Regions from separate parts of the Homo sapiens genome. Here region 2 is linked to region 1. Evidence: read pairs that join two places in POLR2A ChIA-PET (ENCODE). Cell type or tissue: GM12878. All regions are shown on one strand. Each heading gives the region's core, and the rest is flanking DNA. Links, peaks and the distances in the headings are about the cores only.

The links. ChIA-PET counts read pairs that join two places held together with the same protein. Peaks named below come from ENCODE experiments on the same cell type or tissue, not always from the same donor. Only the 100,000 strongest peaks of a DNase experiment are listed, where the experiment ranks them.
Region 2: POLR2A ChIA-PET joins it to region 1 with 6 read pairs; 1 of 35 experiments calls an interaction of 5 or more read pairs at or near these places.

Annotation. Positions count from the first base shown.
Region 1 is chr16:23,844,968-23,852,940 of GRCh38, forward strand. All of the region lies in intron 2 of PRKCB (protein kinase C beta), which reads left to right. Among named protein-coding and RNA genes, the nearest start is that of PRKCB, 13 kb to the left of the region's middle. RefSeq lists a silencer at 2,369-2,587. In GM12878, for the core only: no CTCF peak of the experiment used is centred there; no DNase peak of the experiment used is centred there; H3K4me3 peaks cover 1,363 bases; H3K27ac peaks cover 2,956 bases.
Region 2 is chr16:22,009,038-22,017,010 of GRCh38, forward strand. All of the region lies in intron 1 of MOSMO (modulator of smoothened), which reads left to right. Among named protein-coding and RNA genes, the nearest start is that of MOSMO, 4.9 kb to the left of the region's middle. In GM12878, for the core only: no CTCF peak of the experiment used is centred there; no DNase peak of the experiment used is centred there; H3K4me3 peaks cover 779 bases.

The DNA.
Region 1 (7,973 bases), core at 1,305-6,304:
ATTTTTGTATTTTTAGTAGAGACAGGGTTTCACCATGCTGGCCAGGCTGGTCTCTAACTCCTGACCTCAAGTGATCTGCCCACCTCAACCTCCCAAAGTGCTGGGATTACAGGAGTGAGCCACCACACCTGGCCTCACTGATTAAGTTCTATGTGTCAAGTTCTATTTGTCAGGAACTATTTTAGGTGACAGAATACAATGGTGAATGAAACTGAGAAAATTTCTGTTGTCATGGAGCTTATGATGTAGCGGGGGGAGATAAGACATTCTACAGATCATTTCACTCATATTTAACCTCATTTTTATTAGGTACTTTGAAGAAAATGGACTGGGTACCGGGAGAATATATAATGGGAAGCTAACCTATGTAATGGCTGGGGATGCAGTCAGTGGTCTGGGAATTAAAAAAAAAAAGCCCAACTTCTCATTCTCATTTTCTGAGGTAACTGGAGAAAGTCTGAGTTGTCAAGGAACTAGAGCTAAAAATCTGTATTGTAAAACTGCCCATATCCTGGATAATATATGCAACAGGGCTGAAGGCAGTGGCTCATGTCTGTAATCACAGCACTCCGGAAGGCCAAGGCAAGAGGATTGCTTGAGGCCAGGAGTTCGAGACCAGCCTGGGCAACATAACAAGACCCTATCTCAATTAAAAACAAAACAAAATATGTGCAGGAGACTTATCTTTGTGACATTCTATGGAGAAACCGTAAATATTTATTTGTATCATGGCTGCAAGTAAGATGAGTAAGTATTTGGTAGAACTAGCCTGTTACCTTGAGATGGCTTCTTTCCCAGTTTGACAGAGAACTTCATCTCCTCTTAGTTAATAACTCAGATAATGAGCTGACTTCCTTTTTGTTTAGGGTTTACAGTTTGAGGTGGCTGTTCTAAAGAAGAAAAATCAGACAATTTCAGAGGTGGAGGAGCAAGTCTGGGCCAATAGATTGAAAATAAATAAAAAGAGAGAGCACGGCATTTCAGTGAGAGGCATTTTGAGCTGAAAGTCAGTTTTCAGGGAGCACAAGATTACTCACATTGCCTGCCAAATACCTTCCTCACCCTGTGTCCATCTCTGATATATTACAACTCTTCATTCCTTTGGCTTAGGCAGTATTTTCTCTTGTTCAGAAGATACTTTTTAAGTAGTTTAACAATAAACAGTGTTGACTCACTTATAGAGAAAGGACTTTTGTCAAGTCTGTCTTTCTGATTTCATTAAGGAGAAAGTCTCAGTTGGTGTTAATATATCTTTAACAACCCTCTAACACAAATCTGGGCACTTAGTAGATATCTGTTGAATATTCTTTTTTTTTAATTATAAAGGAACTACAGGGAATTATGAGAATGTAAAACTATGGGCTGGGTATGGTGGCTCATGCCTGTAATCCCAGCACTTTGGGAGGCTGAGGTGGGTGGATCATCTGAGGTCAGGAATTCGAGACCAGCCTGGCCAACATGGTGAAACTCCTTCACTACTAAAAATACAAAAATTAGCCAGGTGTGGTGGCATGTGCTTGTAGTCCCAGCTTCTCGGGAGGCTGAGGCAGGAGAATCGCTTGAACCCGGGAGGCAGAGGTTGCAGTGAGCCAAGATTGCGCCACTGCACTCCAGCCTGGCGACAGAGCGAGACTCCGTCTCAAAAAAAAAAAAAAAAAAAAAAAAGTTAGTTTCTACCTATAAACCAACTTTTTTTTGAGTCAGCGAGGGTACACTTTTACCTAATGTTGAGCCTGGTTCTGTTCTACCCTGAGCTTGATTCTGTACTGGCTATTCCTCCTTGTGAACAGAGAAGGGAAGTTCAGTGTCTTTCCTGGAAATTTTTGGTGTTGTAAGGATGCTCAGTGTTCCTGAAGGTTGAGAGGAACAGCAAGGACAGGATCTGGTAGAGATGTCGCTTTTATTCAGAAGTGCTAAGCTGTTAATCATTACCATGGTTGTTATTACCTTTTAATTGCCATTTGTCCTGCTTGTTTGTGGTCTCCTGGGCATCTCCTTCCCCCTCAGCCCACAAGCAGAAAGTTGCCCTACAGAGTCAGGAGGAGAACTCAAACCCAGACCAGAGAGCTCTGATCCACTCCTATGGGTCTTGGAACTGGCTAAGTAGATGGAAATTAACTGATTCAAGATATGCAACACCATTAGTTCAACCATAGCTGTGTTCCTGGGGTGAATTCTAGCTTTCTTTTTTCTTTCATCTTGCTACTTCCCAGAGACCAGACTTTGGGCCTCTAGGGAAGGAGTATCAAATTGGGCTTGAGAGTTCAAGCTCAAAACAGACCTGATTTTAAATCTTGGTTCTGCTTCTCCATATCTTCATGACCTTTGGGTGGGTAAAATATGATCCTGCCTCTATCTATCTATCTATCTATCTATCTATCTATCTATCTATCTATCTATCTATCTATCTGTCCATCTATCTATCTATCCATCCATCCACCTATCCACCAATACATCCATCCGTCTGTCCATCCATCCATCCATCCATCCATCCATCCATCCATCCATCCACCCAGCTATTCTTCCATTCATTCATCCAAACATCCACCCATCCACCCAGCTATTCTTCCATTCATCCATCCAACCATCCATCCATCCATCCATCCATCCGTCTGGCTATCCAACCGTTTTTCCATTCATTTAATATATATTTATTGGATGCCTACCACATATCAGGTACTGTTCTAGGCATTGGAACTAGAACAGTGAACAGAACAGCATCGCTGGCTTCATGGAATTTACATTCTAGTAGAATAACAGTAATAAGTGAATAACATAGAACGAATATATTGTATAATGTCAGGTTGCCATATGGGCTTTGAAGAGAAGTAAGACACTGTCCTCACCCTTAAAGATCTTCCTGGTCTTTTAAAAGGAGAACAGCACATGGCCAATTAGTTCTGAGACATAATGTAAAGTGCTACACCAAGAATGTAAAAACACTTTGGATGGCATCCCTACTCCTCCTCGGACCGGTGAAGATTCCACAGAGGAGGTGACATTTGGGAACAGTCTTACAGCAGGAGTGGGAGTTCCCGGATTGACAAGGGGATGAGGGCAGGGGAGGGTGTTTCAGGCACAGGACAGGACAACGCAGTTGAGATAGTGAGGAGAGAGAATAGGGCACATGCAGGGAACAGGAAGAAGAGGGTGTGAGGGAGGGAGGAGCAGGTGGGAGGTGAACGTCATATCAGAGGGGTTGGCCCCTGTGAAGGCAGTGTAGTGACTAGGAAGTGGTTGTTGTCACTGTTTTAAAGTGGGATGTGTGGGGGTGAGTGAAATGGCCAAATGTTTGAAAAAGAGGAGCATGAGATGCCTTTGGCAACAATACTTGCCATGACTCAAATCCTGAAATTCTAGGCCTGCAGTGATGGAAGTCAGGCAGGAGAAACTGAAATGGCCATTTAGAAGCAGTGGGGGTGCCTTACCGGAGCACCTCGTGGCTGTTGCTATTTTTCACACCCTAAAGAGACATTTGGAATTTCATGTCAGTCATATTGTTGATTGTTCTATTTTGAGGGTGGTTACTAGTTATTTTTATGGTTCTAACAATAGGGACATCTCTCTTCACTGTATCCTTAGACGCGGAGGGCCGTAGAAATGAATTTTCCTCTGAAAGGCATCCTCCCACTCCCTCTCCCTCTCCACTGCTGTCACCCAGTGGGTACGTGTTTATTGAGCACATGCTGCACATGGTGGTGAAGAGTTGGTGTTTTGGAGAAAGAAAGGCTTCGATTTAAATCTTGACTTCTTGCTGTGGGACCTTAAGCAAGTTACTTAACCTCTTCGAGCTTCTGTTTTTTCATAGCTAAAAGGATATAATAATAAAACCTACTTTATGTGAAGTGTTTCTTAGCACCCTACCTGACATATATACAGTAAGCACTTGATAAATGGTAGCTATTTCTGTTCTTCCTAGGACTGGGCACTGTCCTTGTCCTTACTGAGTTTATAATCCTGTTGGGGAGGCAAGATGAATGCTCTTGAATCAAGGAGACGACGCAAGAATGGATGTGCTTACATGTCGTGGTCAATAGCATTAGCTGCACCTTACAGTGGATCTTAGAGAGAAATGCTTGGTTGGGGCCGGAGAGGTGATTTGAGTGTGAGTGAGCACAGTGCTTTCTGAGAAACCCTTTCCTGGCCTGCAACACTTTAATTTGTGGGAAACCTCAGGAAGTAGAATTGCAATCTGTGATCGCCCCATCGGCTGACCTCACTTCAAAAATGTATTGGTAGCATTTCAACTTTAAATAGATTTGTGACCATTTCACCCTTCTAAATTTGGGTTCCCTTCACCCTTTGGGTGGAGTGTTTATATCCCTTTTCGGTTGAAGAAGCTGACAGATAGTGTAGGTGAAGGTGGAGGGTGAAGTCTGAAGGACGGTCGCTTGTCTCATTGGGATAGTCAGGGCAGTGATTTTTGTGGGATGGCCCTATATTGAAGATCTTCTTTCCCTCCCTAAAGGTAGAGACCATTCTTTAGAGTTTAGTGAGTGCTGCAAATGAAGATTTGATCGTTATTTGGATTTTTTTGCATGTGTATGTGTGGATTTTTTTTGGTAGTTATCCAGATACATTTTGTGGCAAAATTTATGGCTGAGGGTATTGATAATTGTTTCTGAGACAAACAGTGCACTTAGGGAAACAGGATTGACATATAGAGTAGAGAAGGACTTCTTTTTATTTCAGTTGGATATTCATCTTTTGGTGGCTAGCTTTTTTTAAAAAAACTATTAATATTATTTTTGATTGACAAATCATAATTGATGGGGTACAATGTGATGTTTTGATACATATATACAATGTGTCATGGTTAATTCAAACTAATTAATATAACCATCAGCTTGTTTACTTATTTTTTATGGTGAGACATTTGAAATTTACTTAGTTATTTGAAATATATGATACACTTATTATTGACTATGTTACCCTGCTGTGCAATAGATCTCCAAACCTATTCCCCTTGTCTATCTGAAACTTTGTATCCTTTGATCAACAACTCCTTCCCTCATCCCAGATTCTGGTAACCATCCTCCTACTCTCTACTTCTATGACTACGACTTTATTAGATTCCACATATACGTGAGATCATGCTGTATTTGTCTCTGTGTTTCTGGCTTATTTTACTTAGCATAATGTCCTCCAGATTCATGTATATTGTCACAAATGATATAATTTCTCTCTTTTTTTTAAAGTCTGGGTAGGATTCTATTGTGTGTATACACCATACTTTCTTTATTCATTCATCCTCTGTTGAACACTTAGGTTGATTCCCTATCTTTGCTATTGTAAGTAGTACTGCAACAAACATGGGAATGCACATATTCTTTGACATATTGATTTCAGTTGCTTTAAATATATGCCCAGAAGTGGGATTACTTAAAAAAAATTTAATTTAATTTTTTTTAATTTGAGACTGAGTTTTGCTCTTGTTGCCCAGGCTGGAGTACAATGGTGCGATCTCAGCTCACTGCAACCTCCACCTCTCAGGTTCAAGACATTCTCCTGCCTCGGCCTCCCAAGCAGCTGGGATTACGGGCATGCACCACCACGCCTGGCTAATTTTGTATTTTTGCTAGAGACGGGGTTTCACTGTGTTGGTGAGGCTGGTCTCAAACTCCTGACCTCAGGTGATCCACCTGCCTTGGCCTTCCAAAGTGCTGGAATTACAGGTGTCAGCCACCATGCTCGGTGGTAGTTCACTTTTTTGTTTTTTTGAGAAACTTTTAGTACTGTTTTTCATAAGGCTATACTAACTTACATTCCCACCAACAGTGTATGGGTCCCCTTTTCTCTACATCTTCTCCAACATGTTATTTTTTATCTTTTTGATAAAAGCCATTCTAACAGGTGTGAGGTGATATCTCACTGTGGTTTTAATTTGCATTTCCCTAGTGCTTAGTGTGCTGAACATTTTTTCAAGTACCTATTGGCCATTTGTGTGTCTTCTTTTGAGTAATTTCTGTTCAGATCCCATTTTTAAATCAGGTTATTTGTTTACTTGCTATTGAGTTGTTTGAGTTCTTTGTATATTTTGGATATTAACTTCTTATCAGATACAGCATTTGCAAATATTTTTCCCATTCTGTGGGCTGTCTCTTCACTTTGTTAATTGTTTCCTTTGCTGTGAGGAAGCTTTCAGTTTGATGCCCTCCCATTTGTCTCCTTTTGCTTTTGCTTAATCATTGCCCAAACCAATGTTGTGGAGTTTTTCCCTTATGTTTTTCTCTAGCAGTTTTATAGTTTCAGGTTTTAAGTCTTTAATCAATTTTGAGTTGATTGTGTATGTGGTTTGTAAGATAAAGGTCTAATTGCATTCTTCTACATGTGGATATCCAGTTTTCCCAACACCATTTACTGAAGAGACTGTCCTTTCCCTCATTGTGTGTTTTTGGCACCTTTATCAAAAATCAGTTGGCTATAAATGTGCAGGTTTATATCTGGGCTTTCTATCCTGTTCCATTGGTTGATGCATCTGTTTTTATGCTAGTACCGTGCTGTTTTGATTACAATTGCTTTATAATGTATTTTGAAATTAAGTCGTGTGATTCCTCCAGCTTTGTTCTTTTTGCTCAATGTTGTCTTGGCTATTTGGGGTCTTTTGTGGTCCCATATGAACTTAGGGATTGTTTTTTCTATTTCTGTGAAAAATGACATTGGAATTTTGATAAGAATTGCACTGAATCTGTAGATTGCTTTGGCTAGTATGGACATTTTCACAATATTAATTTGTCTAGTCCATGAACACGGAATATCTTTTCATTTATTTGTGTTTTCCTCAGTTTCTTTCATCAGTGTTGTATAGTTTTCAGTATACAGATAGTTTGCTTCCTTGGATACATTTACACCTAAGTAATTTTTTTTTTGCTGCTATTGTAAATTAGTTTGTTTTCTTAATTTTCTGGTCTGGTAGTTTGTTATTAGATAAGCTAGTATATAAAATTAGAATAATTAGATAATCTAATATAGAAACACTACTGATTGTATGTTGGTTTTGCATCCTGCAGTTTTATTGAATTTGTTGATCAGTTCTAACAGCTTTTTTAGTGGATTCTTTAGGGTTTTCTGTATATAAAATCACCTTGTCAACAAATAGAGACAAGTTCACTTCTTCCCTTCCTATTAGGATGCCTTTTATTTCTTTCTCTTTCCTAATTACTCTGGCTGGGACTTCCAGTACTCTATTGAAAAGAAAGGGTGAGAGTGGGCGTCCTGATCTTAGAGGAAAGGCTTTCAACTTTTCAGTGCTGAGAAGGATGTTAGCTACGGGTTTGTCATAATAGAGCCCATAGTGTTTATTGTGTTGAGTGCATTTCCTTTATACCTTATTGCTGAGTACTTTTTTCATGAAAGAATGTTAATTTTTTTCAAGTGCTTTTTTTTCCTGCATCTATTGAGATGATCATATGATTTTTATCCTTTATTTTGTTAACATGGGTATCACATTTATTGATTTCTATGTGTTGAACCATCCTTGCATCCCAGGGAGAAATCCCACTTGATCATGGTGAATAAAATTCTTTTAATGTGTTCTTCAATTTGGTTTGCTAATATTTTGTTGAGGATTTTTCCATCTATGTTCATCAGGGATATTGGTTTATAGTTTTCTTCTCTTGTGTTTTTGTTTGGCTTTGGTATGATAGTCTTGGATAATGAGTTTAGAAATACTCCCTTAATTTTTTGGAAGAGTTTAAGAAGAATTGATTGACATCCAGATCAAGAAACAGAACATGCTGGTACCCTAGAAGCATCATCTCACAATCCCTATCAACCGTATCCTTCAGGAGTAATCACTATCCTAACCTCTATCACCTATGATTACTTTCATCTGTTCCTGAACTTATGCCCACTTTTCTGTTATGCAACTCCATTGACTTATGCCCATTTTTCTGTTAAAAAATTTAAAAAGTGCAGAGCTTTAAGTTACTGAGGCTGAGCCTGAGAAATGTTAGCTGGGACTTTTTTAGTTT
Region 2 (7,973 bases), core at 1,831-6,830, 1.8 Mb before region 1:
GGGGGGCGCCGGATTGGAGCCCCTCTGCACCGCCGCCCCCGCCCATCCCCTGCCCGCTTGGCAATGTTTGAGAAGCTTGTGGCTTCGGATTTTCCCTTTGAAGTGTGTATGTGGTTATAATTCTGCTTTATTTTAGGCCCGGGAGCTATAATACTACTAATAATAAACCTCATTTTATGGAGCGTCTTTCATTCCAGCGCATCACAAAAACGCTGGAGAGCTCTTAATAGTAGTTACAAAATTAAATAACACATTACAGTTGCAGGCAGCCCGGCAGCGGGAGCAGTGCTTGCTGTACCACCACGGAGCTGTGGGCGGGAGAGGCAAGGTGGTGCCCTCGGGAAAGAGGCGGGCATCTTTCTGAAGGGTACCCCAGGTGAATGCGCTTCCAAGATTTTTCTCAGCTTGGGCCACTTCTTTCCCTGTTACCTCTTCTCCCTCCCCTCTTCCCCCGCCTCTCTTTCTCCCTCTCTCCCAGACCTGTGAGACCAAACCTTAATTAATGTAAACAGCTGTCAGGAGAGCTGCTCCGATTTAAGGAATGGTCTTGTTTTTTAACTGCTTGTTCAGTGCAGGTGAAGGAACTTTTGGAGGGTTGGGAATGTCAAGCTCCCTCCATGGATAATTTCTTATAAAAATGCGGCCGGGCGCGGTGGCTCACGCCTGTAATCCCAGCACTTTGGGAGGCCGAGGCGGGCGGATCAGGAGGTCAGGATTTCGAAACTAGCCTGACCAACATGGCGAAACCCCGTCTCTACTAAAAATACAAAAAAAAAAAAAAAAAAAAAAAAAAAAAAAAAGAGAATTAGCCGGGCATGGTGGCGTGCACCTGTAATCCCAGCTACTCAGGAGGTGAGGCAGGAGAATCGCTTGAACCCGGGAGGCAGAGGTTGCAGTGAGCTGAGATTGCGCTACTGCACTCCAGCCTGGGCGACAGAGCGAGACTCTGTCTCAAAAAAAAGAAAAAGAAAAGCATCACTGTGCTGTCAAAACTTAATTTTTAAGTATTACTTATGGTTCTGTATTTATCCTGCAATATTTTTAGCTCTTAGAAAAAAAGTGGTAGCTGGGACATTTGTTGCTTCCTCCTCCCTCCCTTCTCTCCCCCAATCTAGACCTAGTAACACAAAATCATGCTGTCATATTCACTGGTTATTAAAATAACACTCTAAAAATTCTGCTACTTTTCTTGCCCATAGAGTTTTAGCAGAACTCTTAATTGTAAAAGATATGAAGAATCAGGATGGTTTCGAATTTGGTGGTACTATGGGCTTTGTTTATGAAAATATTGTTGCTGCCCGACAACTTAACACGGTTACATGTATGACATCCAGTTCGTGACCTGTTGATGTTTTTATCCTACTTACATGTGTATTGACTCCTTTTATGAGACTTTCAGGCTTCACGTACTTAGGGGAAAAGGGGTTTCGGTGCTGTAGCAGAAGGAATCTTTTTACAAAGAAGTTTTAGATAGAATCCCAATAGATAAAATAGACTAAATGACCATGCAAAAGATATAGTTGAAAGAGAAGAATTGTTACATATAAAAGAGAAGAAAGATAAGTGATAGCATAACGTTCCTAAGATGGAAAAGGGCATAGCCGGGCGTGGTGGCTCATGCCTGTAATCCCAGCACTTTGGGAGGCCAAGGCGGACGGATCACCTGAGGACAGGAGTTTGAGACCATCCTGGCCAACATGATGAAACCCTGTCTCTACTAAAAATACAAAGAAGTTAGCCGGGCGCGGTGGTGCATGCCTGTCATCCCAGCTACTCGGGAGGCTGAGGCAAGAGAATTGCTTGAACTTGGGAGGCGGAGGTTGCAGTGAGCCAAGATCACGCTACTGCACTCTGGCCTGGGCGACAGAATGGTACTCCGTCTTAAAAAGAAAACAGAAAAAAAAAAAAAAAGGGCAAGCTCCTCTTGTATTCAGAAGAAAGCAAGGATAGAATGAGTATAACTCTTTAAAATTTGGAGGCAAAATTGGCTGTGAGTTGCCATGGAGATAGGAGCAATGGATGTCCAAGGTCTGAGGAAATAGAAACTGTTCGAAATAATTGCAGAGAAAGCTTGCCAACGGTGATAAGTAGGTTTGTCTAGCAGCACTGATGCGTCGTGGAAGTTGATGGTCATGAACATACAGTGTGATAACCTATCTGCCCTCTTGACCTTTTCTAGTAGTGCTATGTCATTTTGGTACTAAGGTAGGTGAATTTTCCAAGTGTTCTTGGAAATAAGGAAACATCAAGAATAATGTAAAAGCCTCATATACAATAATGAATAATAAAGAATAATGTGAAGGCTTCATTCAAGGTTGGGGTTTGCCAGATACATTGCAACAAAATGACAGAGCAGCCAAGGTATTTAGGATAGTGGCCAAAGTATTGTAATGATGGCTTATGGAGTGTCAGCTGGATAAAGAGTGAAAATGAATAAAAACTAATGGATTGTTCAGTCGAATAGCAGATGGTACAATGGTACATGGCCAGTAGAATAGGGGACCCAATAAAATTGAAGACCAGTCAGAGTGGGAGTGATCAATCCAGCAAAGTGGAATGGCAGGGGATCGTAGGCACAAGGTCCAGAGTGTAACAGTGACAATGTGTGGCTGATGTGGGATCGAGGAAGTGATTGTTTTTTTTCTAAAAGTTTTCCTTGCCATCTCAGGATACCACTCCGTTAAATATTATGGCTAGAAAGAGGAATAAGAGATACTAGGAACATAGGAAATTTTTAAAATTCTTATCTAGCATGTATTTCTTACCTTACATATGTCAGGCAGTAAACCCCCCAAAACATAAAACGAATGGGACAGTATGTTCCTTGGTTTACCGTTGTGCTTGAGCTTGTATGCTGTACAGTCTCACCTGAGCAGGCAGATGTAGTCCTGAGTTAAAAAAAAAAAAAAAAAAAGTGCAGAGTTACACCTTCCAAATCAATGAAACATTTACAAGAAGTTCAAGTAAGATCTCAGTGGTGACAGGTCTAGCTTATTTCAAGAGCTGCACAAAAGCCACTTAACCTGGCAACAAAAAGTTAATGTGTTGGTTCCCTTTGGTGTATTATATTCAGTCTATTAAAGTTTTGATTGTGATGTTTTCATTGCAGTTTTTATACCGGATAAAATGTATTTTAGAAGTAGAACTTTTGGAGCTGAAATAGTCTGCAGAATGTAGCTTGAAAACCACGGCAGTGAACTACTAAGGGAAAGTTTCAGAATTCAAGTCTAGACTTCATCACTTCGTAGCTCTGTAGCTTTAGGGCAGGTTCTTTAGCCTCTCTTTGTCTCCGTTTCCTCCTGTGTAAAGTAGGGATAATAAAAGTATCCATCTCACTGGGATATTTTGATAATTAACTGAGTTAACCCATGTCAAACATTTAGAACAGTACCTGACACACAGTAAATGCTCAATAAAAATTACATATTGTTATATTGCTGTTCTAGTTTATAAGAACAGGTGTCAGAATCCAGTTTTGAAATGAAAGCCCAGAACTGTGAGAAATGATGTTTTTCTCTATTAGATGTTCTAGGAAATAAGGAAACATCAAGAATAATACAGCCATGCTTAGAACAAGTTAAATATATGTCCCTCTTGGCTTTGGACTTTCTCTGTCACTTCCGTGCTGTTCTTCCTCTTCCAGTCTCTCCATACTCTAATCTCTGTTCTCAGCTTCTACTTGAACTACCATAGAAGGAATAGAAAAAAAAAAAAAAAAAAGAGTAACTTCCTGAAGTCCCTATTGATAAACTGTTACTATAAGATTATGGACCATACTTTGGACAGCAGAGTTTTTCATGTTTTTATTGTCTTGGTCTAGATACAGAGAAAGTACATCCCTTTTATTTTCACCTGTGTGATTAACATTTCATCTACTTCTTGTAATGGCTTGTGGATTATGCACAAACTTTTGAAGATCTGAAACATATTGTATGTATGGGGGAAGGCACTCTAATGAAGACTGTTTGTGTTAGTGTAACCAGAAATATTAAATGTAGATGAATACAGTGGCAAAATTACATAATTCTGCTATGCTAAGGTCAAATTTCTGCTGGTTACTGGAACTCAACACCAATAGGAATATCTTTGATTTTATATAATGCTTCATAGTTTTTGAAGCACTTTGACATCCATTACTTGATCTGATTCCTTAGGATGTTTATATTTGGCCAATGTAAAATAGTCATTTTCACATTTTCCCCCACATGGTAGTGCTTTGCATGTGAGATTTGAGTTTCAGTGCTGCAAAGATTCCATTGAAGAAAATTCTTCACTGAAGTATTACCTATATGTTATTTATGCACACCTTTTACTTATCTTAAATGAAATTAAAATTCTTCAGTGGCTGGAGGTTTTCCCAGATTACAGAAGAGGGAAAGAAGGAGACTTGGGGGTCTTTGCTTTGTACAAGCTTCTTAATTTCACTGTCACTCTCTTCTCACCCCTGAAGAGACTTTTTGTCAGGGGGAAAAATTAGTGTTAGTTAATTTTAACAAGATAAACAGTTAAGTAAAGCTGCGTCTCTGATAAATATAAATGGTCTGCAGATCCCTTTAGTGAGGAAGGCATTATCCCCTCACAGCAAGGATTTCAGTGACCGTAATCCTAATCATCCTAGATAGATTTGCCTTATGTTCTTTATGAAGATTTCCAGATGTTCCCCAAAAGTCTCTTTCAAGTAGCTGAAAGAACTTCTCCCTTATGTCTCGTCAAAATTTCCCTAAAGTGGTTATCATATTCATGTTATAGTTTGTCATAACGAAGTTAAGGTTAGTGTATTCATTTCTGAAGATATTTTCATTCTTGTTGTTTTTAAAATTGTCTAGATGGGATGTTACTGTTTGGGGGGGGGGAATCTCAAAAACTGACATGTTTTTCCCTGCTTGTATTCTGAACTAGTTGAGGGGCAAAAAAGAAATAAGGTATTTAGGGGCTAAAATATTATTTTATTACTAAGAAAGAGGATATTGGAGAATGTCACTTACATTTGGGGGCACGTGACGTCCTACTCCTGGACCTTAAAATTGAGCAGACTTAACAATCCAGTCCCAGACAGAACTGGGGGAACTGCCCCTATAACACTTCCAGCATGACAGAGGAGAGATGAGTGCTTCCAAAGACAAAATGTTGGATCACATATGCCCATTTTCTCCTAAACTACCAGTCAGATGAAGTCAGTCCTTGTGACCTGACAAGGATTGAGTGAGGAGACACAAATGAGCTAAAAGTATTATGCCAACAGGATTCTGTCCTCTCCCCCGGTCTCCATTGCTCATGGATAATAAAATCGGGAATAAGGAGAAAGCCTTATGTGTTTAAAACCCACTATATGTCTAGCATTTTGTGAGGAAGAGTTTTCATTTTCTTCAGGTCTAAAGATTGGCAGGTGTTCAGGGAAGTGAAAGCCTTGGTGAGGGGTATCATTTCCTATTCTGCTACCTCCTACCTACTTCATAGGAAAATCTGGTAAACCTCAGATAAGGGACTGTGGTGCTTGACATCTATCTCATAAGGGTTCAAGATCTACAGGTAGATCCCAGCCTATGCACTGGGGATCCTCAGTTTAAAACACTAAAATTACAAGTTGCTCAAGCAGACCTGTTTATTAAGTAATAGAAAATGATTAAATCATTAGTCCTTTCCCTGGAACTGTAACAACTTCAAAGGTCACAAAGGTACTTTGACATGAAAGAACTCTGTAACATCAGTTGTTAAACAAACCTATCTCAAACTTTATTTTATTAATCACTTTGGACATGATTTATAGAGGACAGGATTTGGTTACCTAAAAGGGCAAACATTTTGAGATTGTGTTGTCCTTGAATTTAAAAAGCATTAATAATATTTCTTCATTGGCCTTTTGAGCCTATTTCCAGTAAATTTTTTTTAAAGAGCTTTATTGAGATGTAATTCACATAATACTAAAATTCATCCATTTAAAGTATACAAATAAAGTATTTAAAGTATACAAATCAGTGGCTTTTAGTATCTTCATAAAGTTGTGTGCTACCATCACCATAGTCCATTTCAGAACATTTTCATTACTCCAAGACCAGGCTAAGAGGTGCCTCTTAGCCTCCTAGGCAACCCCTAATATGCTTTCTGTCTGTTGATTTGCCTATTCTGGACATTTCCAATCATAGAATCTATGTGATCCTTTGTGACAGGCTTCTTAAACTTAGCATAATGTTCTCAAAGTTCATACATGTTATGACTTTTTTTTTTCTTTAAGAGACAGGCTCTTGCTGTGTTTCCCAGGCTCAAACTCCTGGGATCAAGCAATCCTCCAGCCTCAGCCTCCCAAGTAGCTGGGACTATAGATGCACGCTGCCACACCTAGCTATGTATTTCTTTTTTATTGCCAAGTATTCCATTATATGGATAGACCACATTTATTTAGCCATTCATCAGTTGGTGGACATTTGGACCACTCAGTTTTTTACTTCCAAGCATAAAAGTCTATGAAGATAAAGTGATTAAAGATGTTTTTTAAATGTGATTTTTTAAAAAGTGACATTATCAGTATAATCTATTTCAGCATATCAAGTAATAATTATCAATAAAAATTCAAAAACCGGTCTTTTTACAGTACTCACAGGACATGCTTAAAGCTTGAGATCATTTATGATACTGTGAATTCCCAGAGTGGACTAGATTTTCCAATAGGAAATTAGATCTCCTGAACAAAGCATTAATATTTCCTTTACAACCTTAGTTCCAAACATCATCTCTTTTATCATTACCAACAGAGATGGAGCCACTTCAGAATTAAGACTATAAATAAGCCTAAATGTTTTTGGAGAAGGGGAATTTAGGATGAAGAACATGAACAGCAGGCATGAGTAAATGGAAATCACTAAAAGAAGGAAATTCAGAAGAAAAAAAATTAGAGTAAAGACTGCTGATGCATTTGTTAGATTGGCCATACTTATTGAGTCCTTCCTTATTTGGCTGCCAGAACCCCTTTCAAATTTTGCATAGTAATAGTTACATATATCAGTTCTCCACTGTTCTGCTTAGTGTGACCAAAAACATCATTGTTTAATCCCTTTCCTGGTAAATACTGAGTTTGTATTGGAGTTGCAGTATAGTAAAATGGTTCTGTAGGATTTGGAGTCAGGCATATCTCTATTTGATTCTTGGATTCCTTTTTTATTAGCTTTATGATTTGGGGCATGTAATTTGATTTTTCAGCTATAAAATGGAGACAATACATTTACCTCAAAGGATAGTTGTGAGGAGATAAAATGTGGCATATAAGAGATTAGCACATTGTCCGATACTTAGTAAATGCTCAAATGTTAGTCATTTATTACATAAAAGCTCAAAACATCTGGATTTTTAGTGTTTCCCTTTTGTACTGTCTGTCTTATTTATTTACTTATACCTGCCTTGTTCCAGAAAGAGATTTAAGGCAACATAATGTGTCTGTATTTGAATGTTCGTGAACCCAGCTGGGTCCAATCTGGGAAGAGAGACTGCATAGTCAGTTGTTGTGGTAATACACACTTATGGGACACATGTAACTACCAAAACCAAGGAGTACTTGGGTTTTTATGTTTCTGGAACAGATTGAAGAGGTTTTCTAAGTGAAAGACAGCCTAGCATAGTGGAAATGGCACACGGGCTTTGGGGCAAACCAACATGTAGCCAAGTCCCTGTCCTACTATTTACGAGCCGTGTAATTGATCTTAGACAAGTTGCAGTTGAGGGTTTTTATTAATGAAAATTATATCATTCAGACCTGATTAATACCTCTTTCAGCACTTCCAATAGTTATGCAGGTTTAGACTCCAACTTTGTTCTCCTGTGGGTTAAAGAATATTAACCACAGTGTATTGTTAAGATCATTTAGTTCAGAGGTTAGTTTTAAAGGAATTTAAGAGCTGGTAGTACAGTTGGAGTATCAAGTCAATTTTTCTCACCTCAAAGTGTGAAAATAAGTTTGAAATATATGAGATAGTTGGTTCTTT